Regions from separate parts of the Mus musculus genome. Here region 2 is linked to region 1. Evidence: chromatin loops called from intact Hi-C (ENCODE). Cell type or tissue: heart. All regions are shown on one strand. Links, peaks and the distances in the headings refer to the core of each region. The heading gives the core; the rest is flanking DNA.

Evidence for each region. Peaks named below come from ENCODE experiments on the same cell type or tissue, not always from the same donor. Only the 100,000 strongest peaks of a DNase experiment are listed, where the experiment ranks them.
Region 2: it touches region 1 in a loop (4-fold over the local background); 3 of 42 quality-filtered maps call a loop at or near these places.

Annotation. Positions count from the first base shown.
Region 1 is chr7:37,340,178-37,349,121 of GRCm38, forward strand. It overlaps a transcript of Zfp536 not described here. Among named protein-coding and RNA genes, the nearest start is that of Gm30483, 17 kb to the left of the region's middle. In heart, for the core only: CTCF peaks have their summits at 3,354 (motif pointing left) and 6,046 (motif pointing left); no DNase peak of the experiment used is centred there; H3K4me3 peaks cover 1,304 bases; H3K27ac peaks cover 1,041 bases; H3K27me3 peaks cover 4,920 bases.
Region 2 is chr7:36,657,039-36,665,982 of GRCm38, forward strand. All of the region lies in intron 1 of Gm36722, which reads right to left. Among named protein-coding and RNA genes, the nearest start is that of Tshz3, 37 kb to the right of the region's middle. In heart, for the core only: a CTCF peak has its summit at 3,815 (motif pointing right); a DNase peak (open chromatin) is centred at 6,563.

The DNA of each region.
Region 1 (8,944 bases), core at 232-8,231:
CTTTGATATATTTTTGACATAGGTCTCACTATGTGGCCAGGACTACCCTCCAGTGATTCTCCTGTCTCAGCCTCCCAGGTGCTGGGATAATAGGGCAGGTCCCCTGCCTCCACACTGAGTCACTAGCTGATCATTTAAAACATACAAGCACGTCTAGGTACATTTCCACTGTCGCAACGGTGACCTTTCCCCCAGACGGGTGAGCTTGTCTAACTCCCTCCTCTCCACAAGGGACTTGGGATCCTTGGAAAGGAGAGGCTCCCCAAGTATTCTTCGGGGGGGGGGGCACTTTCTGTTAAGATGTGTCAGGAGGAAGCATGTGTTAGGGCAGCTTGGTCTATGTCATTCTTCCATCCCAAAGAGGGGTGCTTTCAGGTTTCAAGATCCAGTTTTGGACATGAGCCCCTATCTTGTGGGAACTTTACAGTTCGATGAAATCTGAGAATGATTGCCAACCCCAGCAGGCAGGTGGAAGCCATAGGACCCTGACCTTGGTGTTGGGACAGGCATCTCTCACCCCAGCACACAGCTGCACAGCCTTCGGACAGTGGTTTCCTCCCAGCCCCTGAAGCCTCACCTACAGAGAGGCTGGTGCGTTTTCTTTCTCCCAGCGAGTGGCCGGGCCCCCTGGGGGTAACGCCCATCACTATAATCAGAGAATCTGAAGCAGCTTCATCTACCACCTGGATTATAAATGTCAACCACTGGTATTCAGGAGAGGCCGTTGTCCTTAAAGGCTATGGTTGTCTTCTCTCTAGTCCTCTCTAGTCCTCATAGGAAGAAACTTGCCCAGTTTGGGAGCCTGCAGTGTGGGATGCTGGAGGAAGGGGCTCGGCCTCCCAGCTCATCTTGGCCCCAGCAACAAAAAGGCAAAGCTGTCACTAAGCCTCAGACATGACATCATCCTCTTCAGGTGCACATGTAAGGCAGGTGAATATTGAAATCCATCAGTGTAAAGTGGGAGTCGAGAGTCTAAGCAAGGGAATTAAAGCCACCCGAGTAAGAACATTTGATACACCGACCCTAACTGCCTTTTGATATAGCATTTTACTACACACTTGGTATTATGGATCCATAACATATAAATGTGTATACTGTAGGATATATAAAAAGTGGCTGTAGTTGTCAATATGCATTTACACGCTGTATTAAGAATGTTCTGTAAAAAAAAATCTCTCGGGATATGATGGCCATGTGTCGCCGAGTGAGTGAATCTACTTTAGAAGATTGGTGGTGGTGGTGGTGGTGGTGGTGGAGGTGTTCATTTTCAGCCCTAAGGAGTTTTGGTAGATAGAACAGCCCAAAATCAGCTGACATTTTCAAAAGTCCCTTGACACTCGGAACAAAGAGTCTTCCAGAATACACTTTCCTCAGAGCAAGGAGTCAAAACTACACACAAAAGCCAAATGTCTAAATCCCCCGAATCTAAGCATGGATGGGGAGCGGGAGACGAGGGGGCACTGGGGTTGGTACCCCAGAGCCGCTGTGGGTGCCGATTCTGCAGACACTGTGGGGCCCACTGTGCAGCCTGTAACACAGGGTGCTGCTGGTGGGGCTGCGCTGATGCAGAAGGCCAATCTGCAAGCACCTTGTTCCTCAAATGAGTTTTATAGTCAGTCCTCTTATTCTGTTGCTTCCAGTCTTCCTGGCAGCCTTAAGTGTATTGTTACTCTCTTCAAAAAAAAGAAAAATACCATGTAAAATGTTACCAGCTTTCTATACACATAATAAAATCAATCTTTTGCTACAAGTCTGTTAAATGAAATAGCATGTCCCCAGGAAACACAAGAAGTGTCAGTGTCTGAAAAAAAATATATATATGTATATATATGAATAAAAGTAAAAAAAAGAAAAACCCAAAGGTCAGAATAAAATACAAAGCAGCTCCTGTAAAACTAAGAATAGATATGAATACTTGCATGCATTCTATATAGCATGTGTCCTCAAAATGCCCCACCAGAATGCATGCTGGAGTTCCGATCTGTGGCGTCTTTTAGGCGTTTGCGAAGCCTTCCTGATTCCCAAGATATAGACATTGCACCCATTGACAAGAAATAGACCTTTTGAATTGAGCTGATAAGTTGAAGTGAATATGGCCTTGGATTTCTACTAAAGAATAGGTTATTTATGAGGGATCTATCACCCCAAAGCCTGGTGGCTAAGAGCAAGCAACTAATAAACAGATATAGCCACTATTTTCCCTTTTATGTGGCAAAGGCTTTATCAACAGATCATATTTAAATAAATTGTGCAAACTAAATTCCCAGTTAAAGAACAAACATCTTCCCATGTCTAATGTGATGGACACGAGGCTGATTTGAAGCCACATGCCATCCAGGAAGAAGGGAGCCCCCTGGCATAGCCAGGACTGAAATCCATCAAAGTTCAGATTTGACTGTCTCCTTGAAAGCTGGACGTGGCGATTCGGCAATCTGCGATTTATTTAATTTTAATTAAATTTTGTTTCACATCCTGTTTTGCAAGTCAGCAAGATGGGTTTTGTTTGCCAAGAGGGGGAAATGACACAGAAGGAGAAACTCGCTGTCCAGGGCGGATCAGAGGTGTGAGGCTGGCGTTAGCGAGGCTGAAGCCTTTCTCGGGAACACAGGACTTTGTCTGCAGAGCCTGTCTGGCCCTCAGTATCGCAGCGCCGCTGTCTCCTCACTGAAGGGCCTATTTGTCTGCTTTAAGTGAGATCACTCAATTCTCAAAAGTCAGTGGAGGGCTGTGGAAGGGGGAGGGTTCGGATAGGCTACTCCAAATAAGTTCCATTAATCAAAAGACACAGTGTAATGTAACTAATATTTTACAATTAGGGAAGCCAAGATGCGACTAAAAGCCATCTATCTCTCTTATACCACATGATCATCGATTCATAATCGGAGACTGAGAGTTGCACAAAGATGCATTTACCCGGTGGGGGGAGCCGGGGGGAGGGCCGGCCTGAGCCGAGATAATGAACGTGGTGAGGGCTCACGGCGCTGAAGGCTGAGAAGAGATGACAGAGAGGCTCAATGCTGACGGATGACATGAAGACACTAGCAGATACCTGACAGCCCGCGGGAGCCTCTGCGCTCTTCCCCCCGCATTATGGTCCTCAATTATCCTGGTAAGGGACTAAGGGGGGCACGAGGAGGCCGGCTGAGCCCGTGGTCATCAGCTCTGGGCTGACTTACCACGCTGCCACTATGCGAGGGGAGCAATCCTGCGAACACCACTCTGAGGGGCTATAGCTTCCTTTACCAAGGCTTTCGGGCACATGGGGGGGGGGGACAACGGGGATGCCCAGTTCGCCATCTGTTTTGTAATAAAATTCCCAACTCTTCAAAGAGGCTCATTTTTTTCCTTTACTGCCACCTTCAGGGAAAAGGAAGAGTTGGTCCCCCCCCCAAAAAAAGAAAAGAAAAGAAAAAAGAAAGAAAGAAAGAAAAAGAAAAAGTGAAGAGTGGATTCCTGGGCATTGGGGGGTGGGGGGAGGCTGGTCTCTGTGAAATGAGTCCCTTAGGGACAGCTCAGACTCCTGAAGTGATCTTCTCAGAGCTCCCCCAGTGAATAACGTGGGGTGTGCCTGCCTTAGTCGGGATCTAATTGCAGGAGCTAAGAAACCGGAGTGTGCCGGGGAAGCAGGGGGGGGTGTGTGAGCTCAGAACCCCTCAGTGAGCAGAGGCTTGGGGGACAGTAATCACAGCAAAAAGCACAAACTTTCCCTGGCTTCTGCCTCAGCGCATGCGCGGCCACCTGCTGGGGGGGCCCCTGCGTTCCCACATAGGTTCAGATCCTGCCCCTTAGTTTCTTTGTAAAGACGCAGTTGGCCTCCTCGTGGAGAGAGTCCTCAGAACAAAGGAGAGTGGTGCTCCAGGAGCCGCAGAAACTTGGCATCTTAGAAAGAATGTTGAGGTGGCAGGGCAGGTGGCACGGTAGACGGGGATCCAGGCCTCAGGGAAGGCCAAGAGCCACAGTGGCGGCCCCACCGGGCACAGCGTCCAGCAACTTTTGCTGCCCTGGCGCAGGGCGCTATTTCTTTAAAATACAATACCACAGTGATGTATTTATGTAATAAAAATAAATCCATATTGAAGCTGGAGATCTGAGGAGCCATTTCTACAGCGTTTGTGGGACCGGGGGGCGGGGTGGTTGGTTTGGTTTGGTTTGGTTTTCAATCATTACGTGGCTAACAAATGTATCACTTCCCTGCCTGTCTCTTCCCTCTTTCCTGTCTATTTCAGAGTGCTCCCCATGCCCAGTCTGAAAAGAGACAGGCTGCAGAAAATGCCAGAATTCTGTGTGTATGAGCCTATACAATCTCACTCGGGACATACACTAATGAGAGAGCTCCCTTTGAAAGAGTCCCAGGTGCCCCTGCCTCCTTGCTCTGCAGAAACACCCAGCAGCACAGAAGAGGCTAAGAGAGGGCGTGGGACGCCACTTCTTGTTCCTTCTGAATCACCTTGCTCTGTCACTCCATCCCTAGGGGACGGTGGCTGGCTCAGAGCAGAGGATCCAGGGACACACGGAGTGGTTTGCTCAATTCTTTGTAGCACCTTAATGAAGCTCCCCCACCCCAAATTTACCTAAAAGTGGGAAGGACAAGCCGACTCTGATACCCCAAGAGAGGTGCTGAGTCTGAGGTAAATCAATTCTTCTGGTTTCGGCATAGCTGTAATTGAGACACCCATTCAAAGACCATGTAACTCACTGAATCCTGCCAGAATCGCAGCCAGAATGGCTATAACAGGTTAGGTTTGACTGTCCCAGACACAAACAGGGCACCATTCCGTCTGCCCTTGGGGTGTGGTAAGGCCAGCTGTGCTAGTGAGCCCAAGGTCAGGCCCTAGCTGCTGCAGGTGCTTACCCACCATCACATCGCCGTGAGTGACATCACTGTAGGTAAAACAACAGGACCAAGTGGAAGGTGGCCGGCAAGGCCAGCCTTCCAACAGGAAACTCCAGGCCCAGAGTTGAGTGTGGGGCTGTCAGCACTCACCATCACCATGTTGCCTCTAGATGAAAAGGAAAGGAGAACCCGCAATGTTCAGAGAACTTGACTGTATTTGCCAGAACCTCTCAGTCAGGAAGCCACCGAAAACCCAGCCCATTGTCTCTGGAAGCAGTTTGTGCTTCGAGACGTTGGGGTCGGCATGGATCTGAGTGGCATTGCTTCCCACTCACAGTTCTCTCATTGTGACTTGACCAGACTGAAGACGGGGGGGGGGGGGGATTGGACAAGGGGACGGACACCCAGTGCTCCAAGGGGATGTGACAAGAGGGGTAGCCACAGGCTGAGGGACTTATGCAGTTGGCTTGCCTCGGCCACCTTGCTTGAGGAGAACTGTGGCTTCAGTGTGTCTTACAGGGCCTCCTCCTATTTAGGGTATAAAGGGATTGGGATGTGATTGGGTAGAAGACAGCTGAGAGAATCGTTTATTCTTCCTGATTCTGAGAAGCCAGCTCTGCAGTGATTTTTTTTTGGGGGGGGGGCTCCCAAGCCACAGGCTCCGTTAGTTGTTGCACCACAAACTCTTGTGACCGAATAGATTCGGTTCCATCCTTTCTAGAAGGGGGTGAGTTTTGAGAGATCCCTTGAGCTTGAAAATATGTACAGACAGGTAGGAACCATCAGGAGGGGACAGTAACAGATGACAGGCAGATGTCCCCCAACCTCAGACGACACAGCTGGTAAAGAATTAAACCAGAGAGATTTTGAGATGGCACACAAAACTTCCCCGCAGTAATTTTACTGGCTTTAATATGACAGCACCCTGCAAACTCCATACAAATCATCTGAGAGAATATTAAACCTGGGCAATGTTTTAAATCCCTCTTTAGAATGATGCTCATCTAGAGCTTGTATCCAAATTGCATACAATTTGACCCAGTAATTCGCCACATTTTCATATCACTTGATAATAGGTTGAAACTATTGTTCAAATGCAAAAATTTTGTTATCTACCTTGCCGGCCTAGGCCAGGCAGAAAATTCAGAGACCTAGGGAGCACGCGGTTATTTGTAGCCATAAAGGTGGTCTCTAGTGCCACCTAGAGGACAAGTGGCTGCATGGCATGTGAGTCACTCGGAGGAAAATTAAATACAGCTGAATAATTGAATGAGGGCAAGTTGAATCAGGGGTCACCATCTGTTTGACTAGAATTGTTGGCACATTTCAGCTAAGCCTCGCGCGCCTCGTAAACATGCTTACAGTTATCATAGCTCGCATTGCCCTAAAATAAAAGAGAATTGGTCCTAAAATAAGCTTGAACTAATTATACATATACCATCTTGTCGTCATGGAGACCAGAGTGAAGGTCACCATATTCTTACGGCTTTCGTGAGGGTGTTGGTGCCAAAAACAGACAGGTGATTCTTTCTATCCTGTGGGGAGATGGCGTCTCGGGGATGGATGGCAGAGGAATAGAGAACAAGCTATCACCCATTTCCCCCAACCCATTCTCTCTGATCCCAAAGGAAGGCAGGGTAGGGGTTCTCAGAACTGACACCATACCTGAAGCACATGGGAAGCCTCGGCAAGGGGGACATTGAAGTGCCCCTGCCAATGTTACTTAAACTTCTTCCAAGTTGGACCAGCGGCCCTTGGGGATAACAAGGGAGAAGACATCTTGTCAAAGAAATGGGTGTAGTGTCTGAGTTGGATGCCCCTGCCAGCTTTGTCCAGGAGCTGGTCACTTACCAAGAATCAACATGCTGTGCCCATGTAGGCCGTGTGTGCTGCTGTATTTTCCCAGCAGACATGAAAAACACAAATTCACATGTTGGGGGCGGGGCAGAGAACTCATGTCTTGCCTCATCAATTTTTCTGGTGGATTCCCTCCCCAAAGGGGAAACCTCTTGTTGACCTACATCTCTCTGCACACAGTGGCCTCATTGTCAACATATCTGGAGACAGGGTGTGGATAAATCCCAAACCTTAGTGTGTGTGATTGTGGCTTAAGACCTGTAGTTAGGATTTAGAGCTCCGGCTCGTGTTAGTAACAAGGGCAATGGGGTTTAGAGACGGGAAGATGGGACTCTTGAACATGGGTCCTCCAGCCTCTCCCTCCTTGTTCTCTTAGGATCCTATGAGAACCTCTTTCCCCTTCTCTTCCAGCCTGTGTGGCTAAGAGCATCCCTCTCCCTCTTGCACTGCCGTGTATGCACAACGCGCTTTTGGACGCCACAGTGGAGTGACCCCAACTTCAGTAAAGCCTCCTTCGGGATGCAATTAATGCCTGTTGTCATCCACATTGGCTGGGCTGACACCATCTCAGATTCCAGAGGTGCCATCAAGGTGTGGGGGGGCGCTACCCAGAGACCAGAGGCTGCAAATGGATGCAGAGCGACGACTCCCTTGCCTTGGTAATTAAAAACCATCAAATGAGCTTGCATCTCGACGATCTCCTGCCTCTAGATGCAGTTGAAGACCAGCTCCCCGGAAACCAAATTATGACAATGAGGAAGGAGGAAAGTCGAATAAGCAACCCAACACTATCTCTCTTGGGCAGAATGCCATGCTAAGGGCTGGGAGAAACTCCCTTTAGTCTCCACCGACCTTCTCCAGGCTGCCCTCCCAACAAAAGGGGAAAAGACACACCAAGGAAGGAATTTCCCATTGCTTGGGTGTGGAATACACTATCTGTACGTTGTTGTCCTACACATGGGCTCTACCCCTCCCAACAGAGCCCTCTCAGAGGCCTGACACAGAGACCTGGCAAATAAAGACAGTTTTGGAGCATGACATGGCGGTGATCCGCACCTATCACCTCATACTTGGGAGGCAGAGGCAGAGGCAGAGGCAGAGAGGCAGAGGCAGAGGCAGAGAGGCAGAGGCAGAGGCAGAGGCAGAGGCAGAGGCAGAGGCAGAGGCAGAGGCAGAGGCAGAGGCAGAGGCAGAGGCAGAGGCAGAGGCAGAGGCAGAGGCAGAGGCAGAGGCAGAGGCAGAGGCAGAGGCAGAGGCAGATGAGACCTTCCTTCTAGAGAGCCTGGGCTACTGAGTGAGACTGTGTCCATAAACAAACAGTCTTCCCCCAGGAAACTAGGTAGTGACTGCTTCATACATGCAGGCTATAAACCAGCTCATTCTGGGCTGAGTGAGGCTTCCCTGGTGACTTAGAACATTGGAGTGAAGGTGGTGAACGTGGGGTCCATGAGGGCACCCTGCCAACTGTTCTGAAGCGATTAGAGAAGGGTACGCTGAGGACCAGTGGACTGTGGACTGTACCGTCCCTCTCTGAGAGCATTATCTTCACTCAACCTGATGCTTCTCTCGGGCCACACCACCTGCTACAGCCCTGTCTTGCCTCTTGCATTCTTCCCTCAAGCCTAGGCCAGCAAAAGGTTATGGAGCGCATGCAGGGCTGACGTCCTGGCCCAGTGGTGAGATACACACGGGCCTAGTTCCTAACATGGGTCAGGTTGGGCACCCAGAGTCCTAAGCCTGCAAGGCCAGCGGCCGCCTGGCACCAGGCTATCGCCCTGCCTCACAAAGGAGCAGACCAAGGCTTGTGAGTTCTCTAAATTTCCCAGAGAAGCAGAAGCACAGATTTTGATGTGAACTCCCCCGAGTACTAAATGTTAAGTACCAATTCCAGGCTTTCAGAGGCCCCGTGGGGGCCAAGGCAGACAGGTCTGCAGACGGCTGGGAGCCAGCTGCACCTGCCTCTGACCTCCTTACCTGAATCCCGGCCCAGTCTGGTCCTTCCGCAATGCCTATACCCAGACCTCAGCCTCCAAGGAGGTCCTGAAGGGACAGCCTCCGAGCCCCAAACTGTCCCCAAGGTCACAAGTGACCTTGCCCACTGTGTTCTTCGCCTGCTGTTGAAGCCTCGTACTCCAGGCTCCCCTGAGTCTCCTCACTAGCATGCCTCACTTCTCTGACTATATCTCTATCCCCCTCCCTTCACTACCCAGGCCTGGCCTCAGTAATCCGGCTACATGCCCTGAAATTGCTCTC
Region 2 (8,944 bases), core at 225-8,224, 680 kb before region 1:
GGGACCTGAGATCAGTTCTCAGGCACAAGGATACAACGAGGGGGATGGGCAGGGAAAATCCCCTTCTTGTCCCAAGTTTCAACCAGCACTGTATGGTTTGAGTCTGAAATGTCCACACCTGGTTTCCAGCTTGGGATGCTGTGCTAGGATGAAGCCTGGTGGGAAGAAGAAACAAGTTGTTGGAGGCAGGTTCTTGGTGGTCCACTTTGCTCTCTGTCTCAAGTTGTGTTCTCTGCTCCCTGCACAGTCGTGATGGTCCCCCCCACCCCCCCGCTATGAGGAACCGACTTCTCTCTGAAGCTATGAACCAAATAAACACCCCTGTCTTACACTGCTTTCTACCAGATATTTTGGAACAAAAACAAGAACATTAACAATTATGGAAACCTGTCATCTCATTAGACTCCAAGACTTGGAACAAGAGGGGCCTCTTGGGACAATCAAGCCTGGCCAGGACCTTGCCTAGACAGGTTTCTATGTCCTTGATTCTTTGTAGCGACTCGACAGCTTGGCTCATGCTAGAGGGTTGTGTGGCTGGGGATGGAGAGGAATCATCTTGATTGAAACGTTACCTAGGGACTACACTTTTGTGGAGTGGAGAAATGGCTCAGCAGTTAAGAGAGCGCTGCTTCTGCAGAAGACCTGAGTTTGTTTCCCAGAACCTATGTTGGGAGGCTTGAAATTGCCTGGAACTCCAGCTCTGGGAAGATCTGACAAGTCTCACCATCATGGGGACCAGGACACACACACACACACACACACACACACACACACACACACACACACACACACACACACACACAGCGATACACATGGCCTGTGAAGATACTCTGAGTGTCTCAGCTCAGGTGGGCAAAGCCTGATGCATTCAGGAAGATCGAGGTCTTGCCTTTTCTCTCCTCCTTACACAAGACACAAGTAGGATGTCTCCTAACATCCATCATCTTGCCTTCCTATCTCTTCAGTATTGTAGGCCTCTCTGTCTTTTCCCATGCAAAATGGACATTTGTTTGTTTGTTTGTTTGTTTGTTTGCTTAAGACAGTGCTAGCTTGGAACTCAGGATCTCTCTCACTCAGCCTCCTGGGTACTGAGATTACAAGTGTGTTACCACTACGCCCAGTTTTAAATGGCTATCAGCAAGAAAGTTTCTGAATTGTTCTGGGTATGCATTGATAATGAAATGTTTAGCATACCAATGTAATATGATTCTGGGATTATCCAGGGCAGAATTTTCTTCCTGGAGCTGGAGTGTGTAGCTCAGGCCCTGGGGACAAACATCAGTGTGATTTCTGCAGTGGTCCAATGACCCTGAAGTCTCCTGCAGGGTAGAGTCAGACACAAGGGAGGGGATAGGAGCAGCGCTAGGCAGCCCTGCTGTCTCATTGTGGTTCTGCTGGGTTAATCACCAGTGGAAGCAGGCTTGCCCTGACCTCTCTGTGTCCCCTTAATCTCTTTTGTGTTTCAGCACTGACCTCAGGCATCCATTTGACTCAAGAGCCTCTTTCTGGTCACAGAACACAGGCATTGGTGAATGGATCCGCTTCGCGTGGCACATCTGTAAGGTGATGATGAACTCAGCAGCCTCCAGGCAACCCAGGGAGGTGGGCTATGCTCTGCCCTGGAGCCCAGTCTATGACCCCTAGGGCTCTTCCTTAGCAAGGAGAACACGTGTCCTGAAGAAGTGGCCAAATAGTCTAGGGAAGTGCAATGAATACTTAAGGGGACATTGAAAAGACCATGCTCTCCCCAGTGACAAAAGAAATCATGTGTGGTGGGCCAGACAGCAGCCCAGAAGACAGCAGGTCAAACGTCTTGAAATCTGAGAATGTCATTCTGTAAGCAGAGGTCACAATAGGTTCCCCTTTTAGGTCATTACAGGGACCTTATGGGAACACAAAGATGTGAGATAGAAAGATGACGTTAGATAGGGCCTCTTAATTACAAAGGGACATCATAAGAACAGCCATAATACTCACACTTGGGACATTGAGACAGGAGGATAGTGAATTTGAATCCAACCTGAACTACAGAGCAAAATCTTGTCTAAGGGGGAAAAAAGGTGTTAATGTATGGTAGATTTCATACACACACAGGGGACACAGGAGATGTCACCTGAAGCAAGATAGAGATTTGAAGATACTAACCTTGAAGAGGGAATGACCAAGGCATTAACCCAGGGTTTTTAACAGCATGACAAGCTGTAAGAGACAAGGAACAGATTGTCCCTGAGAGTCCCCAAGAGGTCGAGGCAAGCCTACACCTCCTCAATTGATGCCTAGGGATATCAATTTTAGTCCTCTTGCCTCTAGAACTGTAGAGAATCAGTGTATGTAATGTGAAGTCACCAAGTCCGTGTATTTTTGTGGGGCGCACACGGGAAGCTAACACACCACTGAGGAGGGCTCTATCTCCCAACAGGTGCAGTGGATTCCCTGCCTCGAACAGCAGCTTCCAAGGGCACCAGCTGGGACTCCACGGTCCCAAGCTCTACATTCTTTCCTCCTTGGGTGTCTTCCATGTTCTTCTCCCCAGTCAATGTGAGCACCAAGAGAGAAAAGTCTTTGTTCTGTACATTCCTACTTTCTCCTGTCCAACTGTGCCCGGCCCACAAGAATGGATATAAAGAATTCCTTGTGCAGGGCATGGTGGCTTGGGCTATAATTTCAGTGCTTGGGAGAATGGGGCAGGAAGATTGGGAACATTCCAGGACAGCCTGGGCTACATAATGAATCCCTGTCTCAAAAAAAAAAAAAAAAAAAAAAAAAATCCAATGACGAGTCCCTGGTGAGTTGGTCCTCACCTTCAACTGCTGTGACCCTTGAAGACGGTTCCTCAGGTTGTGGTGAGACCCCCAACCATAACATTTCAATGCTACTTCATTACTGTAATTTTGCTACCATTATGAATTGTAATGTAAATATCCAACAATCAGGATAGCTGATAGCTAGACCCCTGTGAAAAGGTCATTAGACTCCCCAAAGGGGTATCGACCCACAGGTTGAGAACTCCTGTCATTGGCCCAGCTAAGGCTGCAAACCCTGTTTTGAAATAGTAAGTAGAAGAGGTCTCACACTTGCAGTTCTGTGAGAGGGGGAAGGGTCTAGAAGCTGCGTGTTCAATGGTTTTCTTCTAAAGGATCCTTTTCCGAGGCCAGCTACCACGGTGCTAATGGGACTTTTTGGCTGACCATGGGTGAGCCGTCGGAGTTGGATGCTTCGTGACCACCCGAGCACAGATTTGATTTTCGAAATAAATATTAGGAGTGACAAATAGCAGGAAATTCTATGGCTCCGTCTGAGGAGGAGCCTATTGGGACAAGACCTTAGCTGGGATCCTTTGGCAAACGGTGGCTGGAGAGGAGGCAGGGAACAGAGAGATAACGGCTTCGGGATGAACGCTGAGAAGTTTCTGTGTAAACACATTCTTTCTGCGGGTTGGCGATTATTTCCGAGAATTACAGATTTTCAGAATTTGCCCGCGTGGGGACAACTGCCACTCCAAACGTCAAACTCTGAGCCAGAAAATATTGTGCTTTGAGCCGAATAGTTTGTTCGGAAGACGAGCATGACTTCTCCAAGAAGCCCGTGTCTCTGCTTGACGTGTCTGTCCACTGCTTGCAGGGTCCCAGGTCCCAGGCAGGCTGTTCCGTGCAGAGACGAGATCCTCACATTGCCTCCTCTTCCAAGAGCATCAGCGGCTCACTGTAATTAAAGACCACCACTCTCATTTAATAGGTCGCAGGGTGGACGGCAGAAATAACCAACTGAAAGCATTCCACGGGGATGTACAGGGTGTACTATGGGAGCCTCCAGGGGGCTCCCTCCTCCCGGTGCTCCTCAGTCTTCCCATCTGTTGAATGAGGGAGTCTCTACCAATGAAGGCTGCTTATTAACATAGGCAATTGAAAAGCCTTGAGGTAACACACGGGCTGCTCATTAAATTGCACCAAGTGCCTTGTGGGAGATGTGACTACGGCCTTTGTGTGTGTGTGTGTGTGTGTGTGTGTGTGTGTGTGTGTGTGTGTGTGTGTGTGTGTGTGTGTTTCCTGTCGCTGTGGTTACATGGAGGTGGATCCTTCAGCTTGATTTCTGGCCATTTCCCACCTCATCCTTGCACTGCGTTCATCTCCTTTAGGAAAAATGAACACTTGTAAAGCTCAGATCCCTAGGTAAGCAGGACTAGTCAGTTAGTGCTCAACAAAGTTTTTGTTGTGGTGGTGGTTTTTCACTTATTCAAGGAAGAGTGAGCACAGGTCCACAGTCTCATCATATCTTACATGTCCCTTCCAAATCAGTATGAGACAAAAAAAAAAAAAAAAGAGTCGAGTTGAACAAATGTGATAAACTAATATAAGCACAGACGTCAGCTGGACATGGTGGCACATGCCTTTTATCCCAGCTACTCTGGGGGCCGAGGCAAAAGAAGAAATGAATGATCCCAGGCTGGGCTACATAGTGAATTCAAACCCAGCCTAGGTATCTGAGAAAGTGTTTACATCATAAAAATGAAGGTAAAATAGGGTGGTGGTTTAGCTCAGCGCTCAATGCTTGCCTACCATGTGTCGGACCCCGGTTTCAACCCATGGGCTGGAGCAAAAGGAGAGCAAGTGATGAGAGGGAGGTGGGGAGATGAAGTACAGATATCAGGGGAGAGAGTGCTCTTAGGATGCTGTGCTCCACAGCCCCAGGAACCGTTGCAGCTCAGCTTTCTGAAAGTCCTTCCCTTTTAAAGTTCATTACTATTTTAACCGGCACAAAACAACTGTGCATATTTATGGACTTCTGTGCAGTGTTTCAACGCATGCATAGAATGAGTAACAACCGGATTGGGGTAATTGGCAGATCCCTCACCTCAGACACACATCACTTCTTTGTGTTGGAAGCATTCAAAAATCCTTTCTGCTGGCTCTCCGAGCTATTTGATGAATCACTTCAACTACAGTTAGTCCACTATGGAGAGAGCACAGCGGTGACTTTCTGTCCCTCCCTGCGACTGCAAAGAGCGGTCAGGGTGTTTGAGGTGTTCAGGTATTCCGGGTGTTCCTGGGTTCTGAATTCTCAGGCCACGCCCTCTCTTCCCTGCCCCTAGGTGCTAACTGGCAGAGATTGCAGGCCACCCAGCTCGCTTTCCCTCTGACACTGCAGAGGGTGCTGCCCTGCTCATACCACAGAAGCTGGTAGCATCTTTTGCTTCCTCGACACGTTAGTACTTCCATCAAAAGACATATATTTGGGTGTATGTGCTATGGCAGAACCCAGCAACTTTCTCCTTCTGCTTGTTTACATTAAAAAAAATCCTCATTACAATTCAAATTACTTTCAAATTATGCTCATCTGGATTCCCCTGCTTTATAAAGACTCCCAGGCCTATCTCTTTCTGGGGTTATAAGTTAAAATATTTTTATTATGATGGAAACTGCTTTTAAGATTCCACAGACATTTGCTAAACGGTGGGTAAGATGGTTTCACCGTGGAAAAGTCCCCCCCCTCCCCCAGCCCACCCTCAAGGAAGGGAAACTGAGGAGGAATGGAAGCAGCTTTGAGGATGAACTTGAGGCAGTAGCTGTCGGTCAAAGGAGCGGCTAAGGGATACCGCGGCACAGTGAAACTGGAGCTAACCCATCCACTGTGGACGCTGTGAGGAACACTATCACATTGGCCACCCTTCCTAAGAATCCTTTGAGCTGGGTGTGGTGGCATCCACACATAAGGTCATCATTCGGAGACTGAGGCATGAGGATGTCCAGTTTAAGGGCAGCCTGGCCTACCTAGCAAAACCCTGACTCAGAAACAAAACAAAACAAAACATACAGACAAGTGTGAACTTGCACCAAGATGATTCATTCCCAACCGGGAACCGAGTGCCCCACAGTTACTGCTCATTCTCAAGTCAACACCTTGGTTACTCTTAGGGTTATGCAGTAGGGGAATGGGGTGGGTAGACTGTGTGCTTCCCAGATGAGCGAACCATGGAGATCTGGGCCAGGCGTGCTCAGGCTTAACCCCCAGCTGCAGACATTAGCTCTCAAGTCAGCCTTAGAAAGTGGCTGTGGTAACAACCAGGAAACAAGCCAGGTCAGTGTCAGAGAGGCCTCTGGAATGTGGTCATTACACACACAAACACACACACACACACACACACACGCACACACACACACACACACACACCCCTACTCATGGTAGTGATGTTTTTCAACAGGACTATATATTGAATACAGATTTGCGGTCTTTATGTCTCACTGTCTCACACACTTAGAACCTTGCGGCCTCCTGTGCATCTCTGATGGTCCTCTGTCCGTTTCACACTTGGGCTTCCTGGTCAAATCTGTATCGGATGCTCTGTTGTGAACTGAAGCTCATCGTTGTCTCTTTTCTACCAGGTCCACAGCGGCAGGAGAGAGCAGGGCTGTCCCGAGGACTCACTGCACACAAGGCAAGCCCCAGCGCTGATGTCTTGGTTGCTGCTAGAACGCCAGCCACCGAGTCCAGGAGTCCTTCCTTACAAGAGGGCCTGGAGCTGTCAGTCATTGTGCTGGACTTGGTCCATCCTTTTTTTAAGCCAAGGGATAAGAACAATTCTGAGCCCTGCCCTAGCATGGCCTCTCCCCCAACCCGATCTTCTGCCTAGCTCTCACTAGGCTTGGCTTTCACAACCGGATGTGATCTGGAAAATTCCCTTTTCAGGTCCCTTGGGAATGGTTTCTGAGAAGATGAGAGTTGTGGCCACATGTGTGAGACCAGGAAGAGTAAGACATGGTTTAAATGATGAAATACGAAACCTCATTGATTTTTTTAATTAATTTATTTATTTGTACCAAAAGCTGCCCCATCCCAGTCCCCTCCCCCAAAAAAAACTTCATTCAAGTAAAGAAGTCCCAGATAGATCCACTAATCTTGTCACTGTGAGCCCAACACAATAACACTAGAAGCTCAGGATATGGTCTGTGCAGAGACACCAAGCCATTGTTGAAACACAAGATAGCAGCTGGGTACCATTCATGCTATGCAGGTAGGGAAATATATCAGGCGTGTTTTTCCAAATACCTACAAATAACAAATGAATGAATGAATGAATGAATGAATGAGTGAAGGAGCTAATCGGACTCCCTGGGGACAAGTGTCTTCAGGGACTCTGCATCTGTCAGGAGCCACACATGTCATTCTCCCAGAGAGTAGCTGAAACTTGACCATCCCCACCTTTATCGTTTTCAGTGTCCTTCCTCACAAATGCCACTTGTCACTCCCTGAACCAGGGGCACAGGAAGCAAACGAGGACAGTCTGTGAGTGCTTCAGACGCACATGTGCACGCATGTGCAGCTCAGCGGTAGAGTACGTGGTCTCCAGGCACCGGCTCTGAGGTCTGAAATCTTCAGTGTTGGTGGGAAATAATCCTGTAACAGCCACAGCAGTGAATTCTGATACCATTAATATTGATTCAGACATAAGGATGAGCCTTGACTCAGGACTTATTTATAAGGACTTATAAATTTATAATTATAAATTTAAATTATAAAATTAAAAATTGTAAAATTATAAGGACTTATTTATAGGCCCGTTGAGCCTATACATTTTTTAAATTTATTTATATTTGAATATCGGCTTAATTTTTTTTTGTTTTTTAAAATTTTTTTATTAGGTATTTTCTTCATTTACATTTCCAGTGCTATCCCAAAGTCCCCCATACCCTCCCCCCACACTCCCCTAACCACCCACTCCCACTTCTTGGCCCTAGAGTTCCCCTATACTGAGGCATATAAAGTTTGCATGACCAATGGTCCTCTCTTTCCACTGATGGCCGATTAGGCCATCTTCTGCTACATATGCAGCTAGAGACACGAGCTCCGGGGGGTACTGGTTAGTTCATATTGTTGTTCCACCTATAAGGTTGCAGATCCCTTTAGCTCCTTGGTTACTTTCTCTAGCTCCTCCATTGGGGGCCCTGTGATCTATCCAATAGCTAACTGTGAGAGCCTATACATTTTGAGTCTAGTTACATTTATGTAGTTAATTGTTGCTCTCCATTTTTATGCAATGTACTGTGTACTTCTATAGCCAGTCTCTGACACATACTTTCAGTAGATACAAATATTTTCATAAGAAAAACAGCAGACATACTGATTTTGTTTGGGCCAAAAGGAGGAAACTATTAGATTAATTATGGGAAAACCATCTCAATTTCTTTTCTGAAAACCTACTCAGATAATCTTCTTCAGAGTATCAGGGAGAAAATGAAACTCCAAAGTCCAAGGTATTTCTCTCCTTAAAGTTAGGCTGTCTAAGGTCTGAGGACACTAAGCACATAGTTAAAGTCACAGGGAAGGTTGGCTGGTTGGAGAGGAAGGAATGATGGGTTGGAGAAGCCAGTGGGGAGCTGAGAGGGAACTGGGGCTGTTATGGCAGCAAGTGTGAGCTGAGGCTAGTTCTGGGACCTGAAGACAGAAAACTCCTTCCCATCAAAGGTGGAGGGTGGCTGCTTGCTCCTCTCTCTCTGTCTCTGTCTCTGTCTCTGTCTCTCTCTGCCTCTCTCTGTCTCTCTCTCTCTCTCTCTCTCTCTCTCTCTCTCTCTCTCTCTCTCTCTGTGTGTGTGTGTGTGTGTGTGTATACCTGTGTGTGTATATGATGCATGTGTGCCTGTGTGTTGGAGCTTGCACCCAGGACTTTGTACATGCTAAGCAAATGCTTTACTGCCTAACCTTGCCCCAAGTCCCTAATGGGTGTGAGAGGGATTCAAAGTAGGAGCTTTACCACTGAGGCACACCTCCAGCCCCTCACTGGGGGATTTTAGGCAGGTGCTCTACTACCACTTAGGCATCTATCTCTCCAACCTTGCCCTTGGTCTTCTTGAGCCAGGTGTCTCTATGACCTAAAGCTTGCAATCATCTGCCTAAATCCCCCAAATGTTGGTATTATAGGTTTGTACCACCACACTAGCCCACAGGATTC